Regions from separate parts of the Mus musculus genome. Here regions 1, 2, 3, 5, 6 and 7 are each linked to region 4. Evidence: chromatin loops called from intact Hi-C (ENCODE). Cell type or tissue: heart. All regions are shown on one strand. Region 1 overlaps Kcnn4 (potassium intermediate/small conductance calcium-activated channel, subfamily N, member 4). Region 2 holds the start of Zfp111 (zinc finger protein 111). Region 3 holds the start of Zfp108 (zinc finger protein 108). Region 4 holds the start of Zfp94 (zinc finger protein 94). Region 5 holds the start of Zfp180 (zinc finger protein 180). Region 6 overlaps Smg9 (smg-9 homolog, nonsense mediated mRNA decay factor (C. elegans)). Region 7 holds the start of Zfp235 (zinc finger protein 235).

What was found. A loop is a pair of places that touch in the nucleus more often than their neighbours do. Peaks named below come from ENCODE experiments on the same cell type or tissue, not always from the same donor. Only the 100,000 strongest peaks of a DNase experiment are listed, where the experiment ranks them.
Region 1: a loop joins it to region 4, with 2.0 times the contacts of the local background. A loop is called at or near these places in 4 of 42 quality-filtered maps.
Region 2: it touches region 4 in a loop (3-fold over the local background); 4 of 42 quality-filtered maps call a loop at or near these places.
Region 3: a loop joins it to region 4, with 3 times the contacts of the local background. A loop is called at or near these places in 6 of 42 quality-filtered maps.
Region 5: it touches region 4 in a loop (8-fold over the local background); 5 of 42 quality-filtered maps call a loop at or near these places.
Region 6: a loop joins it to region 4, with 2.1 times the contacts of the local background. A loop is called at or near these places in 4 of 42 quality-filtered maps.
Region 7: it touches region 4 in a loop (11-fold over the local background); 6 of 42 quality-filtered maps call a loop at or near these places.

Annotation. Positions count from the first base shown.
Region 1 is chr7:24,385,049-24,389,048 of GRCm38, forward strand. Kcnn4 (potassium intermediate/small conductance calcium-activated channel, subfamily N, member 4) reads left to right here. Exons shown (of 9, transcript NM_008433.4): 9 at 1-164. Among named protein-coding and RNA genes, the nearest start is that of Smg9, 13 kb to the right of the region's middle. In heart, no CTCF peak of the experiment used is centred here; a DNase peak (open chromatin) is centred at 2,273; H3K27ac peaks cover 282 bases.
Region 2 is chr7:24,205,737-24,209,736 of GRCm38, forward strand. It overlaps Zfp111 (zinc finger protein 111), which reads right to left and starts at 2,413. Exons shown (of 4, transcript NM_019940.2): 1 at 2,293-2,413; 2 at 1,322-1,379. The coding sequence starts at 1,336. In heart, no CTCF peak of the experiment used is centred here; a DNase peak (open chromatin) is centred at 2,395; H3K4me3 peaks cover 1,367 bases; H3K27ac peaks cover 819 bases.
Region 3 is chr7:24,253,107-24,257,106 of GRCm38, forward strand. Zfp108 (zinc finger protein 108) reads left to right here and starts at 1,688. Exons shown (of 4, transcript NM_018791.2): 1 at 1,688-1,816; 2 at 2,727-2,784. The coding sequence starts at 2,770. In heart, no CTCF peak of the experiment used is centred here; a DNase peak (open chromatin) is centred at 1,645; H3K4me3 peaks cover 1,404 bases; H3K27ac peaks cover 1,164 bases.
Region 4 is chr7:24,314,737-24,318,736 of GRCm38, forward strand. It overlaps Zfp94 (zinc finger protein 94), which reads right to left and starts at 1,930. Exons shown (of 6, transcript NM_001199321.1): 1 at 1,783-1,930. It also overlaps the pseudogene Gm44513. In heart, no CTCF peak of the experiment used is centred here; a DNase peak (open chromatin) is centred at 1,925; H3K4me3 peaks cover 1,612 bases; H3K27ac peaks cover 1,371 bases.
Region 5 is chr7:24,080,223-24,084,222 of GRCm38, forward strand. It overlaps Zfp180 (zinc finger protein 180), which reads left to right and starts at 1,675. Exons shown (of 5, transcript NM_001045486.2): 1 at 1,675-2,016. In heart, no CTCF peak of the experiment used is centred here; DNase peaks (open chromatin) are centred at 1,589 and 2,019; H3K4me3 peaks cover 2,067 bases; H3K27ac peaks cover 1,941 bases.
Region 6 is chr7:24,401,438-24,405,437 of GRCm38, forward strand. Smg9 (smg-9 homolog, nonsense mediated mRNA decay factor (C. elegans)) reads left to right here. Exons shown (of 14, transcript NM_028047.2): 2 at 1,955-2,110. The coding sequence starts at 1,961. Among named protein-coding and RNA genes, the nearest start is that of Smg9, 3.8 kb to the left of the region's middle. In heart, a CTCF peak has its summit at 1,570 (motif pointing right); no DNase peak of the experiment used is centred here.
Region 7 is chr7:24,131,843-24,135,842 of GRCm38, forward strand. Zfp235 (zinc finger protein 235) reads left to right here and starts at 530. Exons shown (of 5, transcript NM_019941.3): 1 at 530-1,381; 2 at 2,307-2,645; 3 at 3,416-3,473. The coding sequence starts at 3,459. In heart, no CTCF peak of the experiment used is centred here; a DNase peak (open chromatin) is centred at 2,309; H3K4me3 peaks cover 1,761 bases; H3K27ac peaks cover 1,325 bases.

The DNA of each region.
Region 1 (4,000 bases), 70 kb after region 4:
TCTCGCTGAAGGAACCAGGTCCGAGCGACGGGAGGTGCTGCCCCCTGGTGGACACCTGGGAAGATGCCGTTTCCTCCTGATTGCAGAGACTGTGCCAGAAGAGGGTACAGGGTGCTGCTCACCAATCCACCCTCATACTTTGTAATAAATGGTAAACGAAGACAGCAGCTGCCATTTCTTTCCAAACACTTCAAATTTTGCTGCGGGAGGCACCTGCCCTGTCCCCAGTCTCCGTTTCCCCAACTGTAGAGGGGTCTGGTGGCATATGCTTCTCCGTATAGTCTCACAACTCAGGAGGCTGGTGGACTCAGGAAGCAGATGGACTCGGGAGGTGGAGGCAGGAGGATCTCTGTGAGTTCAAGACCAGTATAATCTAGTCTACATAGTGAGCTCCAGGACAGCTAGGGATATATACTAAAACCTGGTCTCAAAACAACCAAACAAAAACAAAATTAGTGGAAGAAGGCAGGAAGAAATTGAGTTTGGGAATAGCCTCAGCTAAATTGGGGGGGGGGGTGCTAGCCTCACCTATTTTCCCAACACTTATAAGGTAGAAGCAGGATTAGGAGTTCAAGGCCAGCCTCAGTCACATGAGATCTTGACTCAAAAATAACAAAATGGGTTGGTGCAACGGCTCAGTAGGTACAGGAACTTGCAGCCAAGCCTGACAACCTGAGTTCGATCCCCAGGACCAGCAGGGTAGGTAGAGGAGAGACATGACTCCCACAAGCTATCATCCTCTGATATGTGTATAATGCCATGTCCCACCCGCCACCCACCAATAAATACATGTTAAAAAGAAAGAAAGAAAGAAAGAAAGAAAGAAAAAAGCCAAGTCCCCTGAAGTACCTGCCCGCAGCTTTCTAACACCGGAGTGGTTGAAATCAACACCCTGATAGTTCTGAAGCCAGAGCAAAGGGTTTGAATTCAGGCAGACAGGCATCAAGATCCTTATTCTGCCCTCTACTTGCTGTGTGACCTGGAAAAGTGGCTGCCCTTCTCTGAACATTTTACTTCACCTGTGAGATGTCGTGTCTCCATGGAACTGCTGTGATGGTGTAAGGAAACAGTGCCACGGGGCAGGGGGCGGAGGGGGGGTCGTGTCAGGGTTAGTATTGTCCCGAGCGTGAGGGATCATTTGGTCCAGTGTTAATCATTTCCACACTCGGTGTGTGGCCACCCCGTCCTTCTTGACTTCTCCCTAGTCATTCACACCTACCCTGGTCCTAGCCTCCAAGTCACACACCGAGAGATGAGCAAGCACCCACAGGGCGGCACACAGCAATGTCATAACCGCTCAGTGGAGCTGGCTGGGTCCTGGGATGGCAGAGCACCTACCGTGTGCCCATATTTTTGAGCCCCACTTTTCTTTTTGTAGTGTTTTGGTTTTGTTTTGTTGATGTGTCTCTGCGTATGTTCTGGAGTACCTATGCACGTGGAGGCACGGGTCAAGCTTGGGCTTGATCCTCAGACTCTAGTCCACCTTTTTTTTTTTTTTTTTTTTTTTTTAATCTGTTTCTGAGGTCTCACCATGGAGCCCTGGCTTTCCTGGAACTCATTATGTAAACCAGGCCAGGCACTAGATCCACCTGCCTCTGCCTCCCAAGTGCTGGGGTTAAAGGTACTCATCGCTAGGTCCAGCCCCCACCTTTCTTTTCTCTTTCTTTTGAGCCAAGACGTGTCACTGGAATGGAACACACCACACGATTCATGGTCAGAGAGCAGCAGGCATTAGCCTGGGCCTGCCTTCTCGGGCACCCGCAGCCTGGCTGTTCTCACATGGGTTCAGGGACCCATGCCTCGTGCTTGATCCCATGCACTGTGCCAGCTGAGGGAGCTCCCTAGCCCTGCTGTTGTACTTGAGACAGGGTCTCATTATGTCACCCTGGCTACCCTGGTACTTTGTAGTCCAGGCCAACCTTGAACTCAATCCTTGTGCCTCAGCCTCCTGAGTACTGGGATTACTGTCATGTATGACCTCTGGCTAAGTATTTTTTTAATACATCATGTGTGTGTGTGTGTGTGTGTGTGTACACGTGCACGTGTGCATGCGTGCACCCAGGTGCATCATGGGCACACATGGAGATCTGAGGGCAGCTTGCCATAGTCAGTTCTTTCCTTCTACTATGTAAGGCTTGGTGACAAGCGCCTTGGCTCATGAGGTCTCTTGTCAGTCCAGCCACCTTGCTCTTTGTAAACCCTCAGCCGCCGCCACCAGGCCTCAACTTCCCCATTTCACAGATCTAGAAATTGAGTTTGCAGGGCATGCAGGCCTGGTCCAAGGTTCTAGCCAGGAAGCCACACATCCGGCTGCAGAGCCCAACTTCCCAGCCGTCCTGTCCCCTGGCTGGTCTGCCTGCCTGCCCTGCCCCAAGTGAGTCAGAGACCAGTGGCCTTGGGTCTGGGGCCCGGGCCTGCATTCCTGCTCCCCAGGCTGACTCATCCTGGCTTGGAAGGGGATGCCCAGGCTTCGAGTCATTCTGGCTGAGCTATCTTTGGATTTCCCTCCAAGTCCTCTGTCAGTCTCGTCCCTGTGCTAAATTGGACTGTCTACCACCCACTGCCTCCGCTGTCCCTTCCTCTGATTGCCGGCTCACCTGGAGGCCAAGCAGTGGTTCCAGAAAGAGACTGGAGGGGTTCCAAAGTTGTCTGTCCCCTGAGAGAAGCCCTCAGGCCTAGGCCATGTCTTGTCGACTCCTTTGGAAGCACTGTTCCCCTCCAGATTGCCTTCAGCTGGCTACTCCTCCTTTAGGGACTTAGATGTCCTCTCCTCCAGGAAGCCCGCTCTGGTATCCTGTCCTGTCATAATAATATTGATTGGGCCAAACACCATGTTAAACTCTTTATGTGGCTCTCAAACAGAGGGAAAGAGGACACGTTAGGGTGTGAGTTTGTCACATGAGCTAACTGACTCACAGACAGATTAATAAATCCGCACAGGCCAGAGTTGTAGCTCAGTGGAAGAGTGCTTGCTTAGTGTGTGCCAAACCCAGGGTTCAAATTCTGACACTAGACAAAAATTTTTGGAAGTCAAAAAAAACCTGTCGAAGCCATAGCAAAGAGAGAGGGGAAGATGGAGGTACATGCCTGTAACCCCAGAAGTTAGAGGGCTGGAGGAGGAGGAGGAGGAGGAGGATCACAAGCTGAGGGCCAGCCTGTGCTACAGAATGAGATTTTATCTCTTAATAAGGAAACAAGGGGTTATGGGGATCGGGGATGTGGTCCTGCACCCCATTGCTTTGCCAAGCAGTTGCTCTGTCAGCTAGTAGATTATATTTTAGTGTTGTTCATTCTCTGTGCTCTGCTTCTGGACTCTTTAACTCGGGAGATGGGAACAAGTGCCTCCTCACCCCCATCCCAGGATGCCAATGATAAACCACAGTATGAGCCTGCCAAGGTCCAACTGGGGAACCCGTGAGTTTGCTGGGTTTATTACAGGGCCTGAATGGGGGCTTACTGTAGGGGTGTGGGTAACCCAAAAGCAGCCATGCCACTTGGGGGGGGAGTCTAGTCCCAGCTCAAAGGATGGCTTCCTCACAACTCCACAGATGGGGTATCCTTTCAGCCAGCCTTCCCCAGTCTGTACTCCTGAGGCCATAAGGTCCTGTACCATTAGGGCAGAAGTACAGATGGCCAGAGGTACAGCACGGGGAGGCTGGGATTTGGGGTGAGGGTCCAGTGCGTGGCTCCAAGCCTCCTTCTATGGGGCGACAGACAGTGGGACCAGTCTCCAGGGCCTTCAGCAAGTGTTCAGAGCTGCTCTGCTCAAGAAAGGGCCATTATGCTTGGAGTCTAGCTGGCTTTCTACAACATTTCCCAGCATATCAGGGCCCTCAGTAAATGTCCCCCCCCCAAAAAAAAACCCACATTTTATATATCTGGGTAGCCAGGAGCATGCTGCCTTCAGAGAAATCAGATGAGGAGGTGGGATGGGGAAACAGCTCAGTGGTACAGTGCCTGCCTAGTGTGTGCCAACTCCTGGATTCCATCCACAGCAGCA
Region 2 (4,000 bases), 110 kb before region 4:
AGGAAAGTTCAGAAAACTGCCATTTTTAATCAGTTACCAAAGTACCCCCAAATTTTTAAGTGCCCAGTTTAGGCCAGAATACAGAGAATCAGGGATACCTGGTGACTACAAATTACGTGTGAAAATCACCACTGTTGCTAGCAAAACAAGCGTCTAGTCCCTGGAGCTGAGGGTACTGTGTAGCTGGGGAGCTTGGCTGAACTCCATGTAAAATACCCGTGCATTTGTATTCATGCTGCAGTTTCCTGAATCATGGCTCCTGGGTGCTCAGCGGTGTCTAATATATGCGCTGAGTTTCAGGGCTGCTGGTGTGTCTCCATCATAGCACACAGCTCATTCGATCCCAGCTTGTCTGTACACGTGTCTGTGTGTTTGTCCTTTCTTCATCACCATGGCAGCCGTACACTCTCCCTGGTTGCTCAGGAAATGAATCCTCAGGACACCCCGTGCAGGAAGTGAGGGCGAGCAGAAGTCTGTGCGTGTGTGCCCACATGTCTGCACGCATGCACGTATATTTATGCACAGCATGTAGAGGTTGGAGGACAATCTCTGGTGCTCTTCCTCAGGTACTATCCACCTTTTTTGTTGCTGTTGTTTTAGAGTCAGGGTCTTTCTGTGGCTTAGAACTTGCCAAAAAAAAGGTAGGATGGCTGCCAATGAGCACCAGGACCTGTCTCCACAGAGTCCCAGAAACAGGAGACTCTGTTTCAGCAAGGTGGAAGAAGAAAGCCCAACTTCCAAAAGATGACCTTAGCATGGTTACAATTCCTTTATTTCATCATCATCATGATGCAAAATTTTAAAGTGAAAAAATTCATAAATCACATGAATAGGGAAGACTTGTATTTATTTGCAGAATAAAATTAGGCAAACTTTGGAAAATGATGTCACCTTTAAAATATAAGTGAACTTAACAGTTTTTTAAATGTATGTGTGTCTGTGTGTATATATGTGTGCAGGTCCCTGGGAAGTTAGGAAAGGGCACTGGACACCCTGGAGTTGGAGTTACAGGCAGTTGTAAACTATCAGATGTGGCTGCTGGGAACCAAACTGCCCTTAACTACTGAGCCATCTCTCCAACCCACTTTCTCTAGTTCAACTTATTTTACTTATCCTTGTACACTTTCTCGTGTGCAGTGCACTTTGAGCACATGTCCCACCGTCCTCTTATCCCTCCTCCTTCCAGACCTTCCTTCTCAGCAACTTCCCCTCTTCCTTCATGCAGTTCAGAGAGGCTCTGTGTAGAGCACTTGCCCAGCATGCAGGGGTCCTGTTTCCAATCCCTAGCACTGCGGGGAATGGGGGAAGCAACCCGACTTACCTGTAACTTGGTCATTGTTCTCTTCTCTTTGAGACAAGGCAGGGCTCTGGGAAGCAAGCTGGGGAAGAGGGGCTTCGTGAGAACACTGCTAGGACAGTTGGTCCACATGGCTTCCTCAGCTTCTCCATCAGCCCCAAGGGCTGTGCGCGCTGACCAGGCTTTTCTGCCTACTTCCTACTAAGCCTCCGGGTTACCAGACTCACTCACCACATTCTCTATTTCTGGAAGCTCAGGGGTGCTGGGCACTCTTACCTTCACAAGGCTGCTGTGGTGATGGGTTTTCCAAAAAAACCAAATGTTTAAGATGCATGCTGTGTCTTGACTGACCACCACTCTCAGAAGGGTCTGTCAATTGTGACAGCTATCTTACATGTTACTGTTTGCATACATGGGAGTGAAATTATCCCTCTGTCTTGCTGTAAAAGGCTTAATTACTAGTAATCATTGCTCATTTGCAAGAGCCTCCACAAAGTCTCTTTTCCCACGTGCATAAAGATAACGACCTATAAAAACCTAAAGCTCAGCAGATAAAGGCCACTGTCGCTGAAACTGATCCCCTGAGTCTCTGGACCCCACACAGTGGAAGAAGTGACTGAACTTCCAAAAGTTGCTTTCTGATCTTGTCAGTATACAAGCTGTGGCACGCCTACCTCTCAAAGTAAGTAAGTCATATTATATCGCATCGCATCGCATCGCATCGCATCGCATCGCATCGCATCACCACATCACAACCAGAGTTGCATACTACTTAAGGCTTTAGGGCACTGCTATCTGCCATCACCGTTCCTCTGATAGACTCCAGTGGAAAGCTAGACTCTCCCTGGGGCTCCACAAGCAGCTGAGATGGGTCCAATAATCCTGAGCAGCGCCACTTCAGGAAGGGCCCAAGAAAGAGGAGTGCCCCCCCCCCACCCCATCCCTCCGCCTCTCACTTCTCCCCAGCAGCGGACTCGGTCCCCGAGGAGGCATACCAGGAGCAAGGGCGTACAGGGCCACAGAAAAGCTTCAGGATCTCACTTCACCAGAAGTACCACCAGGCCGCCTTGGTTTGCGGAAGTGGAAGCGACTTTGGCAGCCTCTGGAGCGGGAATTACCATTCCCAGAATGCCTCAGTGGAAGCACCTAGCTCTGGTGCTCTTTTGGGACTACATTTCCCAGAATGCTAAAGTTTGGTTAACCGCCTAGCTGTTTTAACAGCTGTTAGGTAGTTAGGTCCTTGGATATAGCTTTTTTGGAAACTTGTTCTCCTGAGTTGCTTTTCGGGATTTGGGAGTTTTTGGTTTTTGTTTTTGTTTGTTTGTTATTCATTTGTAAAATGGCATGAAAGACAATTGTAGTAAGTTGTTGGTGGTGGTCGCTTTTTTTCTCCCCTCACCCCCACCCCAGGTAGAGATTCTCTGTGTAGCCCTGGCTGTCCTGGAACTGCCTCTGTAATCCAGGGTGGCATCGAATTCATAAACCTCCCTGCCTCTGCCTCCCAAGTACTGGTATTAAGGGCATGGGACACCAAGTCCTGCTGTGGATACTTTTTAAAACATTGAAGCCCCACTGTTGTGATTATAATAAGATATAGAGGTAAAAAAAAATGTGTTCTATGGGGTGTGGTGAGGTGTGGGGGAGGGGGTCCCTCAGCGAGCCCAAGCCAAGGCATCCCTTTCCTCAGAGGGACCAGTGACATGACGATATAGCATAGAATAGAGTTTATTTAGGGCATGGGGAGGGGAGTTAAGAGAGTAGTAGAGGCAGAGAAAGGCAGAGAGAAGGAGAGAGTAGAGAAGTAGAGGCTGGCCATGATCACGCGGAGAGAGCAGAGGGAAGGAAATGGGGAGGGAGGGGGGGCAAGAGGGCAAGAGGCAAGAGAGAGAGGCAAGAGTAGGAGAGTAAGAGCGAGTAAGAGAGGGATGAGGGGGCAAGCAGCCCCTTTTCTAGCGGGCCAGGCCTACCTGGCTGTTGCCAGGTAACTGTGGGGGTGGAGTTCAGACAGAATACCAACATCCATATTATACTGCATTATAAAAGCTAGAACTTCAGTTGTGAAGCTATAGGCGCTTGACTGAGCAGCAAAGTCCGAATCCCTTCACAGAATCCCGTGAGATGTGAGGGGACACCCGCCTAGAATCTTCTAGAGAGGGGCTGGGAAAATGACCTGGTAGTAGAATACAGACTATTTTTGTCACTGTTAAGTTGCTGTGAAGAAGCACCATGACCAAGATATAGAGAGGCAACTCTTAAGATAGAGAGCTTTTATTTGGGGGCTTGTTTAGTGCATTATCATCACAGTAGGAAGCATGACACCAGGCTATGAAGAACCATTCAAATATTTGAACTTTGGGCAGAGGCTACTCTTATCCAAACCACCACACCCCACTCCCTAGTCCCCATAGGGTTATAGGTACAACATAATGCCTATGGCCAGCAAAACTGCTTGGCAGATAAAGGCATTTGCCCAACCAAGTTCAAGGACCTGAGTTCAGTCCTTGAAATACACATAGTGGAAAGAGGGAACTGACCCCTGTAAATTTCCTTTGACCTCCACCAAAGTTGCTGTAGCACACTGATGCACACACACACACACACAATTAGTTAATTAGTTAGTAAATTAATAAAAATAAACTACTACAAATTATAAGAAGATTATTATTTTGTCTCCGTTTCACTGAAAATCCACTTCAGAGCCCA
Region 3 (4,000 bases), 62 kb before region 4:
TCAGCTATCTATAGTTCTAAGTATCTACTCTGGTTCCTCCTTAGACCACAACCTTCCTTCTTCCTAAATAATGGTAAATTCCTGCATATGGGAGTAGTTTGCCCTGAGATTTCTAACTCTATGTAGTAGATAATAATGCCTGATTTCTTTCACTATCTCTCTTACAATACTAGAGGCAATTCTGAATGTCACTGAATAGGCAACATTCTTACTGAATTCAAAGCCCTTGGTCGGCTCAAGGACTGCCTAGGATTGATGAGGAATCTAACTTAGCTAAATATCAAAAATGAATCCTTAGAAGCACTTATAATAAAGTAATATTAAGGGAAAGCACACAGATCTGTTTACCAACTAAAGCATGGACATTGGAGCATTCGTTATTCAGGATGCCACAGTTCCAGGAGACTTTTTGCCTCAGGACAGTGCCCAGGTTTTTGGGGCCAGTTGCACGTGTCACTACTGGAGTAGATGTAGCACCTGCCCTGCTGATTTAAGTTCCACTTGCAACCTTCCAGGGACTTTCTATTGCCACCACTGAGAATGTGAAAATTAGGGGATAGGATGGAAGACAGACAGGGACCCCTACATTAAAATAGAACTTACCTGCAAACCAAACTGTAAGACCCACCACCCCATTATACTCAAATCCTAGGACCCTCTTCCCTCCTTATGCAGACTGGGAAGTAGAACTTGATATGTTTATAAAATGATAAATGGGGGTGGGGTGGGGTGGATACGTTCTATAGGGGTGTGGTGAGGTATGGGGGAAGCGGGTGCCTCAACAGGCCCATGCCAAGACATCCCTTCCCACTGTGGAACCAGCCACACGATGGTATAGTATAGAATAGAGTTTATTCAGGGCTTGGGGAGGGGAGTTTAGAGGGTAGTAGGGCAGAGAATGGGAGAGAGAAGTAGAGGAGAAGAGTAGAGGCTGGCCATGAGCACGTGGAGAAAGAGGGGGGAAGGTATGAGGGGACAGAGCAGGAGCAAGACGGGAAGAGCAAAAGAACAAGAGGACAAAAGAAAGAGGAGAGGGCAAGCAACCACTTTTATAGTGGATCCGCCTACCAGGCTGTTGCCAGATAATTGTGGGGAGGAGCATACCTAGGTGTTGCCAGGTAACTGTATGGTGGAGCTTAGACAGAATGTTAACCGAACTCACTAGGGCATCCAGAGCTTACCTATGCTAATCTGACTCAGGAACAGAATTTTCTATCCAGAAGTTGGCAAAACTTGAGACCCTGTTCCCCATAAGCCCCCTGGCTAAAGGGTTGAAAACTGGAGCCAGGATAGTTATGCCCTCTGGTCCTGTTACTGCACCTTCCTACAGCCAAGACAGAGACCTACCCTTTGAGATTTCTAAACCATGGGACTTAGCTGGTAGTCACTATAAAGGTCAATTTTAAATTTCTCAACGAAACAAGGCCAAATATGACTAAAGACTGTTGATTTTGTCTGGACCCACAACTTCCTTTCTAAGCGAGAGTGGTACTTTTACATTTCCCAAAAAGCAATTTCCACCGACCTCACTCTAGTTAAAATAGCTTGGAACCTTCTCGTTCTGGGAAATGTAGTCCCAGAAAAAGCTCCAGACCGATGAACTTCCGCCGAGGCATTCTGGGAATTGTAGTTCTGGAGCCATTAGCAGCTAAGTTTGCTTCAGCTCCAGAAGGCTAGGCTGCCTGGCAGTGCTTCCTTCCAGTGAGGTGAGAGCTTGGAGCATCCCGCAGGCCTTCTGTGCGCTGTGCCCCGGTGTGTCCTCTCAGGGACGAGTTTGCATTCCGGTGTGTCCTCTCAGAGACGAGTTTGCATTCCGGTGTGTCCTCTCAGAGACGAGTTTGCATTCCGGGGAAAAGCGGGGCAGCTGTGGCAGCGACCCGTCCTTTTTAACTGGGTTCTGCCTGAGGCCTCCTGCCCTGATTCCTGGACCCATCTCAGCTGCTGGTGGAACCCCGGGAGAGTCTAGCTTCCCACTGGAGCCTGGCAGAGAAGCTGTGGTGACAGATGGCCAGTGTCATAAAGCCTTAAGTGGCAACTCTTACTTTTATGTGTTTTTGTTTTGATTTGGTTTGGTTTTGCATTTATTTATTTAAGAGGGGAGGGTTGTGTCACAGCTTATGTATGGAGGTCAGAAGACAACTTGTGAGAGTCAGGTCTTTCCTTGCACCGTGTGGTGTTCAGGGACTCGAACTCGCCCCATCAGGCTCAGCTGAAGTCACTTCTACCCACTAAGCCATCTTGCAGGGCTTAGATTTCTATTGGTCATTATCTTCGTGCATGTGGAAAAAGAGACTCTGGAGGCTCTGGCAGGTCAATAATGTTTGCTAATTATGAAGCCTTTTAGAGCAGGATACAGAGAGGTTTAACTTCACTCCCATGTATGGAAACAATAACATGTAAGATAGCTGTCACAATTGACAGACCCTTCTGAGGCTGGTGGTCAGTCATGACACAGCATGCATCAGACTTCTGGGGCTGCTTAAACATTTGTGTTTTCTGGGAAACCCATCACCACAGGCAGCCTTGTGAAGGTAAGAGTGCCCAGCACCCCTGAAGCTTCCAGAAATAGAGAATGTGGTGAGTGAGTCTGGTAACCCGGAGGCTTAGTAGGAAGTAGGCAGAAAAGCCTGGTCAGCGCGCACAGCCCTTGGGGCTGATGGAGAAGCTGAGGAAGCCACGTGGACCAACTGTCCTAGCAGTGTTCTCACGAAGCCTCTCTTCCCCAGCTTGCTTCCCAGAGCCCTGCCTTGTCTCAAAGAGAAGAGAACAATGACCAAGTTACAGGTAAGTCGGGTTGCTTCCCCCATCCCCACAGTGGTAGGGATTGAAAACAGGACTCCTGCATGGCGGGCAAGTGCTCTACACAGAGCCTCTCTGAACTGCATGAAGGAAGAGGGGAAGTTGCTGAGAAGAAAGGTCTGGAAGGAGGAGGGATAAGAGAGGACAGTGGGACATGTGCTCAAAGTGCACTGCACATGGGAAAGTGTACAAGGATGAGTAAAAAGAATTTGAAAAAGTGGGCTGCAGAGATGGCTCAGTAGTTAAGAGCACTGGCTCAGTTTGGTTCCCAGCACTCACACCTGATAGCTTACAACTGCCCGTAACTCCAATTATATGTAATTAGAGGATGTCCAACGCCCTCTTCTGGCCTAATTTTATTTTACAATTAAGTATGAGTTCTTCATACTCGTGTTTATGATTTTTTTCATTTAATAATTTTTCATTAGTATTGGGTTTGTGCTTTGTGAGCATGTCAAGACATGATGTAGACTTCAGAGGACAGCTTTCAGGAGTCTCTCTTCTTCAATCTTGTTGAAGTAGCATCTCTTGGTTTGGGGACTCTGGGACAGGCTGCTCTGTCCTGGTGCTCAGTGGCAGCCATCCTAGCCTAATTGGCAAGTTCTAGGACACTGGAGGACCCTGTCCTAAAAACAAACAAACTACCCTAGACAGCACCTGAGGAAGGACACCAGAAGTTGGATTGTAGCCTATTCATGCGTGCACACATACATGCACACAGAAAAGTGTTCATTCATATTTCCTGCACGGGGCGTCCTGTGCATTCATTTCCTGAACAACCAGGGAGCGTCTGGCTGCCACCAACTGCACGGCTTCTGTGGTTGATCCAATTCAGATGATGAAGGAATGAAGGAAGGACAGACTCACAGACACGTGTACAGACAAGCTGGGATCGAATGAGCCGTGTGCTCTGATAGAGACTCCCCAGCAGCCTAGAAAGACAGTGCATGTATTATACAACGCTGAGCACCCAGGGGCATGATTCAGGAACCTGAAACACTAATGCAAAAGGGAGTGCTTCCCATGGTGGTACCCAGCTCCCCAGCTCCCCAGGGCCATCAGTTCCAGGGAGTAAATGCTTGTTTTTCAACAATAGTGGCTATATTCTCTGTTAATTTGTAGGCAGTAAGTATCCCTGATTCTCTGTATTCTGGCCTAAACTGGACACTTTAAAAATCTTGGGTACTTTAGCAAGTGATTA
Region 4 (4,000 bases):
CAGAATTCAGGAGGCAGAGGCTGGAGGATCTCTGTGGGTTTGAAGCCAGCCTGATTAACAGCAAATTTTAGGACAGCCAGGGTTACACGGAAAAACTATCTCAGGGGGAAATAAAAACAAAAGGTAAAGAGCCCACGTGATAATAGATCTCCAGGGAGAGGTACTTGTCACCAAGTGATGGCCTGAGTTCAGTCTCTAGGACTGACTCTTCCTGAGAGGTCTCCTCCATCCTGCACATGCTCAGTGTTGCATGTGAGTATGCACGCGTGTACACACACACAAATTGTCATTGTGAAAACAAATTATTAAAGAAAAGCAGGAGAACCTGAATTTGAATCCCAGCACTCATGTACAAAGCATTCAGAAGCATATATGTATCAACACATGCATGTAATGGTACACATATATGACCCATACAAAAAGTCTTAGAAAGAAAAAGCGAGAATAAAACAGACTTGTATTTTAAAAGGCTACGCCTTAACAGGAGGAAATACACTTGGCTTGATGCACCTAGATATGCTTGGTCAACAGACCACCACTTCCTCCTTCCTCCCCTGAATCTGTAATGGGGGTAGGGTTAGAGGTAAGGGGCTACACTTGATCAAACCATCTTTTTTTTCCTTTTTTGTTTTTTGGGTTTTTTTGGCTTTTTGTTTTGTTTTGTTTTTCAAGACAGGGTTTCTCTGTGCAGCCCTGGCTGTCCTGGAACTCACTCTGTAGACCAGGCTGGCCTCGAACTCAGAAATCCATCTGCCTCTGCCTCCCAAGTGCTGGGATTACAGGTGTGTGCCACCACTGCCCGGCTGATCAAACCATCTTGGGAGCATGCTGAGCAGGGAGCTGTGTTGTTTGGACCATCAGCTTTCAGGCTATGACTAGTTTTGAATTTTATGCGGCAACAGTCTTGATCTGAGTTACTCTATCTTGGATAAAAGTGCCAAGAAGAAATCCATGTCTTGTTTACACAGTCATAGCCAGGCGACTCAATTGTGCTATTAAAAGATATCGACTAGCCTTTAGTCCCAGCACTCAGGTAGATCTCTGTGAGTTCAAAGCCAGCCTGGTAACATAAAACATAAGCGCACCAACCATATCACGTTACTTCTTCACCAAGGGACCGGTATGTGGCAGGCACACTGCTCAGTAGCCTGGTCACATGCCAGGAGCCAAGTCCAGTTCCAATGATCCATCCTGTGATAATAAACTCACGAGTGTGTATAACTGTGTGCCAGGTGACTCGTGGTCTGAAATTTATCATTAGCTATGTTAAGCTTGGAATAAAAGAACCTGTGATTAATGGCCAACCACCAGGAGAAATCGAGATTCCTTGGCAAATTGCAGCCAACGAAACTGACACAGCTTATGACTTTCTTGTCGTTCAGCAAAATCTGACATCGTGGAAAGCCATAGACGTGTCCGTTTATCCTTCTACATGACAGGCTCTCGACAAATCTCCACCCATCCCGATTCTCTGCAGTGTAGGTGTGAGTCCTAGAACCTTCAGGGCAGGGTGACACTAGCTACATCAATGCCTCAAACAACACTATCAACATGGCCCTCGCACCCCAATTCCAGACAGCAGTGAAGGAAGGTGTGAGGGCTCACACCTGTCATCGCAACACACCGGATGCTGAGGCAGGAGGCTGACTGAGCCACGCGCTGAGACCCTATCAGTGCGATGATATCTGTGGGATGGAGGGAGGCTCATTGGGCGCCCTGCGCTTCCCTTTCGCCAGCCTGGAGCCGACTCCCCTACGGCCGCCCGCCGCCAACCCTGCAAACCTCCAGATCCAGGCATCAGTCGAGGAAGGTGTGGGAGAGAGGAGACTCAAGGGAGGACAAGGGGAGCGGATGCTAACAGAAACCACCTGGGAAACACTTCCCAGAATGCTTCGCATCAGCCCGCACAACAGAAGCACGCGCAATGCTCCGAGAATTTGAACTACGCTTCCCAGAATGCTCGGCGTCCGCCGGCCTTCACAGACGCACGCGCAATGCGCAGAGACCCTGGACGACACTTCCCAGAAATCTCCGCGTCAGCTCTCCCGGGTGCCTGCGTGTTTGTGGAACAGTTGAACTACATTTCCGGTAGTGAATGCGGAGAGGCGGATCTTACACTCGTTTCTCCTAGTATATAGCCTCTCTGGAGTGTGTGTGTGTGCGCCACGCAGGTACTTCCCTAGCCCTCTGCGGAACTTTTTATTTAATCTGCGAGACACTGGTGCGCACTGTACAATCCATACTGAATTTACGATGGTCCTCCTGCCTCAGTCTTGCACACTCTCAAATGCTGGGCTAACGTGTGTGCCATGACACCATGCTGCCTCTGAACTTGACACGTCCCACGTGGAAAATTTTTCACCCTGGAAAATTAAGAGTCCTTACCTCATAGGCGGTAATTTGGCCCTACCGTTGTCCTTATATACCTGAGTATATAATATATACTTCTGTGTTTCTCAAAGAAACCAAAATTCTCTCTACACATCACAGCCACACAATCCACTTAACCTCCTGCTAGGCTGCTTCTTCAATGTAACCACAGGTACATTGATAATTCATACTCTCCTCCCTGCCCCTCCAGTTTTCTCCCCACTTCCTTCTATCTTCCACATCAATCTAGATCAATCCACAGGAGAAACAAGTTTTGGTTTGCTTGGTTTTTTTTGTTTGTTTGTTTGTTTGTTTTGTTTTGTTTTGTTTATTTTTCAGAGATTTATTTCTTTTTTTATTTATGTGAGTACAAATAAAGTACAATTAAAAAAAAAGCTAGCTTCAGACACACACTAGAAGAGGGCATCCGATCCCATTACAGATGGTTGTGAGCCACCATGTGGTTGCTGGGAATTGAACTCAGGACCTCTGGCAGTCAGTGCTCTTAACTGCTGAACCATCTCTCAGCCCTGTCTGTCTGTCTGTCTGTCTGTCTGTCTGTTTGTTTGTTTGTTTGTTTGTTTGTTTTTAATTATCCCAAAGGACCACTAGCAAAAGTTTTTTTCATCCAAACAAAATCTCGGCGTATGTGTGTGGCACAGCGGAGATGCTGTAACAGGTATACATAGTAGCAAGGAAAAAGACTAGTTTTTACATGATATGATTGTTGTGACAATTTTGGAGTTTTGGTTTCTTTGAAAAACAGAAATACTATAGGAATGTTTTGATTTTAGCCCCAGGTGAGGAATATGAGGCTGCTTCAGACGGTCCACAGCAGCTGGGATTTGCCTCCTGCTCTAGCAGAGGCGTGATTTTGCCAGCTGCAGGTGGTTTCTGTGCGTGTGTGATGTTTAGAATTCGGGGGACTTTTCAGAGAGGGGTGGGTGTAGGTTGGCTTTTGGTGGCTGTTCAGTGGGGTTGTTGGCAGTTTGTTAGCTGTTGGTCTTTGACTGCTGTTGGTCAAAGTTTGTTAAGTGGTCCTGTGCAAAGAAGAAACAGCAAGACGAATGGCAGAGATCAAAGTTGCCCCCAAGAAATGTGATGCCCTTAATCAGCAGGAAGTAGTCTATCAATAACATCACCCCCTTTCTGACCCCCCCCACCTTATTTAGGGATCACTTTCCTCTCCTTTTTCCTCTCTTATCTAGTGTTACAGGGTTGCAAGGGTGGAGAAGGCTGGAAGAAAGAACCCACAGAGTAGTAGCAAAAGACAGCCGGGGTGCCCCCACAGGCTCATCAGGGAAACTCAGAGTTTTCTGGCAGGACCAGTTCCTGGCTTTAAAGCAGAACCCAATAAGAGCAGCACCTGTTATTTTCATGTGGCCACTTCAGGGGAGCCCCAGGATTGCAATTTTGAGGGAGTGACTTTTAGGCATAACTATCCCTTCCAGACACGTACCCAACAGCAGCACCTAAAGCGCCAATCTTCATCCTCCTAGTTGGAGTCGGGGAGACTATGTTTGGATATTTTGAAAGATAAGCGGGCCCTGGCACTACAGATGTGCAGTTCTGCAGTCAATCCAGGCTTTCTTAAGGACTACTAATCCAGGTGATCCCTTAGCAAATGACA
Region 5 (4,000 bases), 230 kb before region 4:
TACTAGTAGACAAAGAAGGCAACTCTGAGGTGGCACTTGTCCTGTAGAGATGGAAAGGAGAGAGCAGCTGAAGATGGACTTGGAAAGGGGGTGACTTCAACGTGGGGGGGGGGGGCAAATGTCTTTATGCCTTATGGCAAATGCCACGAGGTCACTGGAGGGCTTACCAGGCTGCAGGAGCCAGAGAGACACTTGTGGAGTAGACAAGGAGGGACACATGGCTAGAAAGCAATTGAAGAGGCAGACTCTAGAATTTGGAGTCAAGTTTGGTGAATGGTAGGAGCCAGCAGAAATAAATGATACATACATACCTTAGAGAGCCAGATCCACAGCTTGGTTCAGAGCTGCCGAGTCCCTCAGAGGGAACTCACTTATGTCAATCCCGGGTTATGGGCATCAGATAAATGAAAAAAGAAAAAGAGGTATGCTTAAACTGTGAGGCCGAGAACAGTCAGAGGCATGGAAGGGTCTAGACTGAACGGAGCCATGAGTGGAGAGTGAGTGTGGGGGGAGAGAGTGAAAGAGGAGAGGGAGTTTCGTGACCAAGAAGGTAAACACATATAGTTAGTATATCAAAAGATATGTTTTATTATGCTGAGGGTCATCACACAAAATTCAAACTCTATGTTTCCAACTATCTCCCCAGTGCTGTTCACCTGGGTGATGTATCTTAGCTGAATGTAAAAGTGTTGGAGGTCCAGAACAGAAGTCTCTGATTCGATCTTCAGGATCCTGGGCGGAGAATCTCTATCCATAGGGCAGATCAAGATGGTGCCTCTCCAAATGTGCAGAGCAAAGCATTGCTCTAGGTCTCTGCGTGTATTACTGTCCAGTGGGGTTCTAAGACTGTATCTGGTTATTATGAGGGAGTGATGTCTCTGAGTTCTGGTTATCAGGTGTAGCCTTGGGTGGAGCAGGAGTCCTAAGCTAATTATTTTTTACATGTCTAAAAGGCATTTTAATATGCTAATTATAGGGAGCAAAAAGAGGAGCCAAAGATGGAGAGATCAAAAGTGTGGGAACCAGGAGACCTCGTAGCCAATATGTATGAGTTTATGTTGAAAGGAAAAGCTGGGGAAAGGAGAGGTTCCGGTTAGGGAGTGGGATGCTGGGAGAGCTAGCCAACATTTACCCGGATATGTTAACAGGCACCTTAGCCATTTGTCCTGGGTTTCTTTGAGACCTAACACTGACAGCTATTAAATAAAAAATCAGTTTTTAAAAGATGGGTGTGATAGTTCATACCTTTAATCCCAGCATTTGAGAAGCAGAGGCAGGTGGTCATCTGTAAATTCCAGGCCAGACAGAGTTATATAGTGTGTGGGGGATTGGAGGTGGGGCGATTAGATTTATTTATTTACGGGGTTCTGGGAATCCAACTCGTATCATCATGATTGGCGGCAAAGCGCCTTTATCTGCTGAGCCATTCTGCCCGCATGATTAGAACTTTTTGAACTGTACAACATGGACATCGCTAGTCTTCCAGACTTGGCAGTGTCAAAGCCAGCTTCAATCTTGGCTTACAAGAGGACTTTCCCATTGGCCACCACCCTGAAAGGACTGGGATGGACTGCGCAGCCTCACTCGAGTTCGAGGCCTCGCCCCTTGGCGCTGAGTTCTGACAGCGGCTGCGTAAGCCGCTGAGAGTTCTGGGAATTGTAGTTCCATTGAGCTGATAACCCCCTACTTCCGGGTTTAGCCGGCAGTGCAGCCATTTGTGTGAGTGTGTGTGTGTGTTTGTATGTGTTTGTGTGTGTGCGTGCGTGCGTGTGAGTGTGTGTGTGTGTATGTGTGTGAAGGCGTCTTCTATGGCTCAGCTTTGTGGCTGGGCTCAGTCTACACGGAGCGACCTGGCGGATGCTGACTCGAAGTGGAAGCCAGACCCCCGCCACTCGAGTCATGCCGGGTGTGCTTCAGGATCGGGGCAGGAAGCGGTGAGCACAGTTTCGTTCTGACGCTGAGTCGTGAGTGGCTCAGACCCGCCCCGGTCCTCACCACGGGCTCACGGACGTCCAGGTTGGTGTTAGATGTGGGACGCTTACAGTGGTCGATGTGCGCATGCGCAGGGTCTAGGCGGGAATCTGGACGCGTTGGTGTCAGTGACTTGGGGTTCCTGTGCCTCAGAATAGGACTCAGGGTCTCGGGAGGCTGTAAAGAGTGCACAGTTGTGCGCATGCGCGGATGGTTGGTTTTGTGTGGTGGGACTGTGGGACCGAGGATGTCCAAAAGGATGGAAAACAGGGCCTAGGCAAAGGGCAGATAATTGAAAGGCCCGAGGGGACACTAAGGTGCCTTGCGTTTTAGACAAAAAAGTTTTAAAAGAGGTATTATCGCCACAGAGAGACATTGTGGCGGGGCCTCTAAGGTGACAGGGTGTGTCACCAACAGCTCCTAATAACTGACTCTGGTGGCCCTAGGTGCATATGCAGAATCAGCTCTGAGGGTAGGGAGAGACCCTGAGGGTAGGTGCAGAGGTGGGTGTGACCTGAGCAGTTTCCTCTGTGTACGTACAAAAGTACCAGGAACTCCCCTCCTCCCCTGCGTATTTAGTGGAGAGCCTTCCAATGCACAGACTCTTTTTCCCAAAGAGAGGAACCATGCCACTGTTTCTGTACTAGATCTAAGCCCACACTGTATTCGTGAGCAAGTGTTGGTGTCGGAATCACCAGCCTACGTTCTGAAGACGTGGTTCTCCTACCTGGGCAGACACTGTTCTTGCAAGCCTGGGGGTGTCCTGTTTGTTGGAGATGTATGTGGCTTCTGTTCCTAGACCAGGCATGACAGCCAAGCAGAGCAGTGGCCGCTGTTTAGCCCAGTGAGCCAGTGGGTTTATTGTTGTTCCCTACGGAAGTATGAGTGAAGGGTTTCTTACAGGAGCAGGATGAGTCAGCTATGGCACTGAAAAGCCCACGGGAGTGATGACTCAGGGAAGCTGCGTCTCTGGAGGTGCCTACAAGACTCCAAAGCAGCTCATCTGGGCAGGGTACCTCCTCCTCAGCCTTCGCTGTTGCATGTATAATCTTAAGGAAGGGTGTGTGTGTGTATCTTTAAAGTTTCAGCTTCTGAGATCTTTTAAGTTTTGTTTGCTTCCTGAGTCTTAGGAGCCTCCCTTCTCCTTCTAGGAGGGAGCATTTCGATTCGGAGGAAATGGGTTCACACTAGAGCAGCCTGGAGGTCCTGGTTCTTGAACCAGGAGACCCAGTATTGTTTTCAGTTAATCAGTCCTTTCGACAGTCAAGTACCAGATGGAGGGTGTTAGGCAAGGGCCTAACAGAGGATTCTAGGCAGAAGGCCCTGTGCATGTCAGTGTATTCAATTAGAGAATCTGGAACTGGCACCTGAAACCTGAACACCTTAGAGTTCTTAGATGTTCAAGTTGGGTAGAAACTCCAGCTTGGAGGTAAGGAACCTATGCTTTAAAAGGCTGCCTTCTGGTTGGCAACTGGCTGGGAGAAGGCAGATGCTGTAAGCATCTTTACAGAGTATGTGTTGCTAGGATCTTTGCTGTGGCCTGTTCTGCCTTGAAGCAAGAGAATGCCTGCATTTATAGGAGAGCGGGGTGGAAGACAGGTCCCTTGGCTCTAGCCTAAGTTTGAGGACACCTTGGGAGCCAAGTGTTGAGGACCTAGGACTGGTTCTGGAGCTCCGTGCTCAGACTTAGGTAATGGTGTATTTTAACTACAGCTCTGCAGACATGCAGAACTGGTGGCCTCAGGACCATTGTGGCAGCTGTGACTTGGAGCCACAAGGGGACACAGAGTCCTATAAAAATCCGCCTAGAGCTGGGGTGTAACTCAGCTGGTTAAGTGCTTGCCTAGCACAAAGCCCCAGGTTCCATTTCTGGCACTTCATAAATCCGGTCTGGTGGCACATGACTAAAAAAAGCAGTACTTGGGAGGTAGAGGCAGGAGGATGATGCGTGTGAGGCTAGCCTAGACTACATGAAACCCTGACTCAAAGGATAAGGAATCAAAACCAAAACAAGGAAGAACCCCAGATG
Region 6 (4,000 bases), 87 kb after region 4:
CTAGAAACAGCATTGCAGGTCCCAGCTTGCAGGCAGATGGTGTCTCAGGTTCTGGATCGTTCCCCACAAGACCTGATGAGTAGAGTCAACTAGTGATTCCAGAGCAGTGTGCAGAGGGACACTTCACTTGCCTGAAAGGAGGGTGGGTGGTCCCAGTGAACGTCACTTCACTGTGAGGACAGGATCTCCATGGGGGCAGGGGATTAGACTCTGAAGCACTGGGGAGGTCGTCAGGATAATAGGGGAGCAGACAGTTAATTGTGGGGAGGAAGGAGTCCCAGTCTGTGGGGAGAGGGCCTTAGACGGTAAACAGTCATTTATGACCTGACTCATTCCAGCAAGCATCTGTTAGCAGGTCCTTGCCCTCCTTGGTCAGTCGAGTTTGTGGCTGTGGAGAGGTCACTCGGGCCTGAGAGGGGCTAGACAAGCCCCCACACGGCCAGCAAAAGTGCCTCGTCTGTCAGTTCCAGAGTGTGTCACGGGGGCCGGTTGATGTCATTGAGGCCTGGGGTGACGTGGGGAAGGGTTTGAGGGAACCCAGTGTGACTGCCAGACGCTGGGTTTGTAGGTCCTAGGGGGTCACACTGTCTCCACCTCTACTGCTGCTGCTCACAGAAGCCAGCCATAGCCACTCTGTCACTGTGAGGCCAGATTTCAATGAGCCCCTGTGTTTGGAAACAGGAAGATTGCAGATCTGCTCTGCAGGCCACAGTTTGCCAACCTAACCTCTGGAGCCAGAGCAGGCAGCCCCGTAGTGTCCTGTGGGCAGCTGAGCACTCAGGGGTGTCCCTAGAGCACATTCTCTTGTAAAGACCCCAAGACACTTTCCCCGGGGGCCTGGAAACCAATAACACCAGAGGTGGAGAGTGGGTTGCATAGTCCAACAGTCCAGAACATGTTGGTCCACATGTTCTGAAAGTAGGTCTACAGGAACCTAGTGGAACCAGGTAGATAAAAGGGCCCGTGGGAGTGAGCCCCAACATTGTCACCACACATGAATGGGTGATCGAGAGTCCTTCAACAGGGGGACTTGTTGCCTATGGGAAGGAGACTGTCTCGTTTCTATGTGACTGTGCTCCTGTAAGTTATACTCCTGTTGGACCACTTCAATAGTTGCAAATAGCTTTGGTCCCAAAAGAGAGACATAGATTTGTTTCTCACTGGCTTCAGAGGTAGGCAGTGTAAGGTTATCTGGGGACTACCAACACCCTGTGTCTTGTTTTACCATGATTTCCACTAAGTTGCCTTGAAAGTCGGGGTAGCTGCCTTTTAGCCAAGAGGCGGAAGAGGCAAAAGACATGTACCTGTTTCTGTAAAGGGAAGTTTCTGAATGCTTCCAAGCCACCCTTCTGTTGCCACACCATTTGGCACACCTAATTGCAAAAACAGCTTGAGAAGTGTGTTCTGGGTGCTGTGTGTTAACCTCACCAGAATGGAAGAAGTCAGCATAAACAGGAGGCCACTGGCAGCCGGCTGCCGCCACAGCCACACAGCTCCAGTTGCGGCTGTTTGTTCTCTGTGTGTATATGTGTGCGATTACATGCGCATGCATGCAGTACCCAAGGAAGCCAGAAGGGGGCAGTGGTTCCCTAGAGCCAGAGATGCTGGTGAGCATCCTGTGTGGATGCTGGAAGTAGGACTTGGGCCTTCTACAAGAGTCATGTGCACTCTCTCCAGCCTCTGGTTTGTTTGTGGGTTTTGGGTTTGTTGTTAAGAGTGGGTGGGTGGGTGTAATGAGTGCAGGTGTCTGCGGAGGCCGGAAGCACTGGTTACTTTGCGTGTGGAATCGGTGCCTCTCTCCTACCATGTGGGTCCTGAGGATTGATCTTAGGGCAGTCTTGGTGGCAAGCACCTTTACCCACTGAGCGGCCTCCTTTTATGAAGAACCTCATGCAGTCAGGTGAGCCCATGGAGAAACCTTCCCTTTGCACCAAAACCTCCTTGTTCCTTCCAGGTGACCATGTCGGAGTCTGGGCACAGTCAGCCTGGGCTCTACGGGATAGAGCGGCGGCGGCGGTGGAAGGAGCCAGGCTCCAGTGGCCCCCAGAACCTTTCTGGACCTGGTGGTCGGGAGAGAGACTACATTGCCCCCTGGGAAAGAGAGAGACGGGTGAGTGCAGGATTCCAGTTTAGTGGAGCCCCTCCCACCAGCTCAACAAGGTTCCATCCAGGGGCAGTGGACATGTCTGTGTCCAAAGCTGCCCTCGGGCGGCAGGAGGGAGAATAAAGGGGAGGTGGGCTCAGATCCCACAAGGCCCTCACAGGGCTTGGGCTTTGACGAAGAGGAACTGCATTGGAGGCTTGAACCAGAACTGACCTCAGCTCCCATTTTAAGGAGTCGCATGTCACCACCAACAGCACCTAGCATTATGTTCCCCTGCCTCTCTGGATGCTGTGTCTCGGGGAGCTTCCCAGACCCTTGCGTGGACTGTGTCACACATAGCCCTTGGGGAAATGCCCTGGTCTTCCTGCATCTTGTCAGCTGTAATCCCTGAAGAAGCTGCTCTGAATCTTACCTTGGTCTCAGACGGGGCTCCTCTCCAAGTTTTGTACACCCTGCCTTAGATCTGACCTTAGCCTCTTCCTGCAGATCTTTTCTCTCTCTCTCTCTCTCTCTCTCTCTCTCTCTCTCTCTCTCTCTCTCTCTCTCTCTCTGTCTCTCTGTCTGTCTGTCTCTCTCTCTCTCTCTCTCTCTCATCCATCCATTACTTAGATGCCCCGCCTCATGAGCTCAGCTGTCACCCCCACCCTCAGCCTCCATCCTGCAGGTCTTCCCTCAGAGCTGTCCTTGCCAAAGCACTTTGTTCATCCTGGGGTTGTACCGAGCCTATGAACCAATGGAGTGAGCGGGGTTTCAGGAGATACAGGTCCGCTGAGGGTCCAGAGTAACCTCAGGCATAAGCAGGCCTGAAGCTTAGGCCTTGCCCCTCTGACTAGGGGTCTGTCTAGGAAAGTCCGTTAGCCCATGAGAGCAGGGCCGGGCCAAGGCTTGGCAATCAGGGTAGCAAGGATCCCAGTGGCTCCCACAGAGCAGGCATCTGCCACGTGTCAGCTGTCCTACTGGGTAATACATAGGCTGTATACTAGTCCTATGAGGGTGGGACTCCTGCCCCACCCCCACACTTGAACAGATAGGAGTAGGTTACCAGTTACTTAGATTACTGCTCTGCTGCTGGGATGTGTCCCCACCCCATCTGCAAAGCTCCAAGCCCTCACTCCTTCCCATGGGGCTGGTCCAGCAGAGGAGGCTGTTGGGAGTGGTGAGGATGTCAGACTGGAGTCAGGTAGCCGGGTTCTATATGGGTTTCTCAGCCTCATGGGCGTGGTACCAGCATCTGGGTATGTAGGTACTTTTCCTTTACAACCTACTTTTAATAAGTGTCCAACCTCTCCTCTTGTCCACCACCCAGCAGAGGCAGTGGAAGAGAAAAGTTATTAGGCTATGGGGGAAGTGGACCTGCTCAGCAATAGTTCTTTGGGGGCGAGCTCAATCTTCTTTGTCATCAGTTCAGTCCCATAGCAAACACCAAATACAGCTCAGCAGCTGCAGACACCAAAGTCCTCCCGGCAGGCAGACACCAAGCACAAACCAGCAGCTGTAGTTCAATCCTGAGGAAACTGCAAGGTTGGCCAATCAGCCTGAGGGGAGACTACAGAAGCAGCAAGCTGCCGCAGGAACCTCACGAGCCTGCGTTTCTCTCAGTGGTGGAGGCGTTACCACAAGTGGAGGTCAACAACGCAATATAAAGCAAATCAATACAATCGTGCCTTAGCGAAGAATAGCGAGGCAGAACCAATGCTCAGTGCTCGTCCCACAGTCTATAGGGTCATAGCTACACTCCTCCATCGTGAGTCCTTTCACATCTTTGCTGTATCAAAATGTCCTTTCACCTGGGTCTGCTTCAGGAAAACATTCTTTCCCATGTCTGCTTTAGCAAGACATCCTTTCACACATCCTTTGTGTCCCCCAGCAAAACATCATTTGACATAACTGACTTTC
Region 7 (4,000 bases), 180 kb before region 4:
ATCATGCCTGCCTGCTGCCATGTTCCTGCTCTGATAAAGGACTAAACCTCTGAAAGTGTAAGCCAGCCCCCAGTTAAATGCTTCCTTTGGTAAGAGTTGCTTGGACTTGTGGTATCTCTTCAAAGCAATAGAACAGTGACCAAGACAGGAGTTGGTACCAGGGACTGGAGTATTGCTGTGACAAGCCTGACCATGCTGTTTGTTGAAGGAATATGGAAGACTTTAGGACTTTCCACTACAAAATTATTAAGTGCTTTTTGATTAGTAGAGCTTAGTGGGTCATCCTAGGAGGAGAATGCAAGACAAGGGCAATTTGAGCTGGGGGTGGGGGGCAGCTCAAGAAGTTTCAGAGGCAAACAGTACATGGCCTAAACCATTCTAGTCATATACTGAGGAAAAAAAGTGGGTGATTTTTGTCCTCATCCTAAAAATCTGCCTGAAGCTAAGTTGATGAGTTTTGTATTACTGGCATAAGCAGGGGAGATTTCCAGACAGCCTTGTGTTGACTGTGTCTTGTGGTTATTAGCAGTCGCTCTCATGGAGATCCAGCATGAGGAGGAGCAAGCCAGACAGAAAGAACTATGCAGTGTGGAGTGTGAGGAGAAAAGAAGCACCGTGAAGGCTTAAGGAAAAGCCTGATTCTGAATGCTATAAAGGGAGTGCTGACCTCAGGGCAACACCCCACCCAGCGAAGCCTCCAGCCTGTGAGAAGGAAGAGGAAAAGCTTCAGCATGAGGGAGGCCATCAGTTCCAGCTTCAGCATGAGGGAGGCCATCAGTTCCAGCTTCAGCATGAGGGAGGCCATCAGTACAGCTTCAGCATGAGGGAGGCCATCAGTTCCAGCTTCAGCACGAGGAAGGCCATCAGTTCCAGAAAGATAGTGGACATAGAATCGGATGGGGCCAAGGTCCAGACCATCGAGCAGCAGAACATGCCAGCTTTGGCCACTTGGTTCTGGCTTTAGAGTCAAGGATACAAGAAACACTTGGTTCTGGCTTTAGAGTCAAGGATACAAGAAAAGGGTTCTTGAGCCTCCCTTAGTAATGAAGGAAATGCCCTGAAGGCAGTTGTAGTATAGGAGAGTTCCTGCATAGTGGCCAAGAGAGGGCATTGAGTGAAGCTGTGAACCTGGATTATGTCGGAGACCACAAGATGTTGAAGATGCCAGAACTATGGGATCCCAGCTGCAGAGAGCTGCAGACTGAGGTGAAACCAGCCTGAGAGAGACAAGTGTGTTACAGCCAACATAGCCGAAAGAGTAAAGCATCTGAAGAGTGCTTTGACATCAGCATGGAGATGCAGAGTTTGGCCTCCACCTTTGGTTTTTAGTCTTGCTATGGTCCAGTGTTTCCTCACTATACTGCCTTCCCATTAAGAAATGGTAAAGTATATTTTATGCCATAACACATTGGATTATGTGGTCTGCTTTTTGATTTTGATTTTACAGGGAATTACAATGAAGAGATTGTCATGAGTATCATAAAAGTTTGACATTTAGATTTTTAAAAAATATTGGGATTGCAATAGATGGTGGGGACTTTTGAAGTTGGGCTGAACGCATTTGGCATTATGATATGGGCAAAGGCTTATCGAGACAGGTAGCAGAGTGTGATGGTTTGACTAACAGTGGCCCCCATACATCTATGTATTTGAATGATTGGAAATAGCAGGGAGCCATGCTTTCTGCCATGTTAATGGACTAAGCCTCTGAAACAAGCTTTGATCATGGTGTCTCTTCATAGCAGTAGAATAGTGACCCAGACACCCTGTGCTCTACCATCACTCCCACAGCCTGTGACTGGAGGATTCTATTCAGGGACTCTGCCTCTGCTGCTGAATCAGGCTCCTATAGCTGAGCAGTTGAAGTTTTAGCTTTTATAATATAATATAAAATGAGACTTCAGTGTTCTTAAAAAGGACCCACAGCTGGGCATGGTGGTGCTTACCTCTTATCCCAGCACCCGGGAGCGAGAGACAAAGGGATCTCTCAGTTTGAGGCCAGCCTGATCTACAAACAGAATTCCAGGAGATCCAGGGCTACGCAGAGAAACTGCCTCGGGGAAAAAACAAAACAAAACAAAACAGAACAGAAATAAAAAAGTATCCATAGATGTCTTACATGGCATTTCAAAAATAAAGAAACCGAAAAGCACCCCCGGTGAGCGAGCTCCCAAAAAGCGATTTCTAAGGCTCACATGCCAGTTAAAAGAGCTTGGAACATATGGAGGCTTTAGTAGTCTGGGGAATGTAGTCCCGGAAAAAGCACAGAGCTAGGCGCTTCCGCTGACGCATTCTGGGAATTGTAGTTCCAGCGCCAGTGACGGCTGAGGTGACTTCCGCTGCCGCAAGGCCAGGCTCCCTGGCAGTACTTCTGATGAGGTGACATCCTGCAGCGTTCCGCGACCCTTCTGTGTGCTGGTGTTTCGGTGTGTCTTCTCGGGGACCGAGTCTGCATCTCCGGGGAGAAGAGGGGCACCGCTGGCGTCGGCCGGTCCTCTCTAGCTGGGCTCTGCTTGAGACGGCGCTGCCCAGGATTCCTGGACCCGTCTCAGCTGCTTGTGGAGCCCTGGAGAGAGTCTAGCTTCCCACGGGAGTCTGTCAGAGGAACGGTGATGGCAGATAGCAGTGTCCTAAAGCCTTAAGTGGTATGCAACTCTGGTTTTGATGTGCTCTTTTTGCATATATTTCATTGTTTATTTACTTAAAGAGTGGGACGTTCCATAGCTGATAAAAGGAATAGGTCAGAAAACTACCTGTGGGAGTAGGGTCACTCCTTCCACCACGTGGGCTTCAGAGTCTTGAACTCAGGTGGTCAGCCTCAGCAGCAGTCGCTCATACCCTTTGAGCCATATCGCAAGGCCAAACTCCCCTTTCCTTAGAGAGGGTTTAGCTTTTTATTGGTGATTATCTTCATGTATGTGGGAAAAGAAACTTGGTGGGGGCTCTTGCAGATGAGCAACGTTTACTAGAATTTAAAATTTTTAGAAGGAGAGAATATGGGGGTGGGGATTTCACTACTGTGTAAGGAAATAGTTATATGTAAGATAGCTGTCACATTAACAGACCCTTAGATAGTGGTGGTCAGTTATGACACAGCGTTCATCAGAGAGCTCGAGACTTCTTAAACATTTGTTTTTATGGAAAGCCCATCACTACAGGCAGCATTGTGAAGGTGCGAGTACACGGCATCCCTGAAGCTGCCAGAAATAGAGAATTGTGGGCTTGTCTAACCCTTTGCTGTGAGTGAAGTGAGGCACGCATGACCTGGTAACCTGGAGCCTTACACTACTGATTAGCAGGAAGCAGGTAGAAAAGCCTGGTCAACCTGCACAGCCCTTGGGGCTGATGGAGAAGCTGAGGAAGCCATGTGGACCAACTGTCCTAGCAGTGTTCTCACGAAGCCCCTCTTCCCCAGCTTGCTTCCCAGAGCCCTGCCTTGTCTCAAAGAGAAGAGAACAATGACCAAGTTACAGGTAAGTTGGGTTGCTTCCCCCATCCCCACAGTGCTAGGGATTGGAAACATGATCCCTGCATGCTGGGCAAGTGCTCTACACAGAGCCTCTCTGAACTGCATGAAGGAAGAGGGGAAGTTGCTGAGAAGAAAGGTCTGGAAGGAGGAGGGATAAGAGAGGACAGTGGGACATGTGCTCAAAGTGCACTGCACTTGGGAAAGTGTACAAGGATGAGTAAAAAGAATTTGAAAAAGTGGGCTGGAGTGATGGCTCAGTAGTTAAGAGCACTAGCTCAGTTTGGTTCCCAGCACTCACACCTGATAGCTTACAACTGCCTGTAACTCCAATTATATGTAATTAGAGGATGTTCAACGCTCTCTTCTAGCCTCCCAGGGCACCTGCACACACACACATCTACACACAAACAGATGGTGTACACATACATTTTAAAATCCCTTTAGTTCATTTACATTTAAAAAAATGACATTTTCCACTATTTGCCTAATTTTATTGTACAATTCAGTATGAGGTCTCCATACTCATGTGGG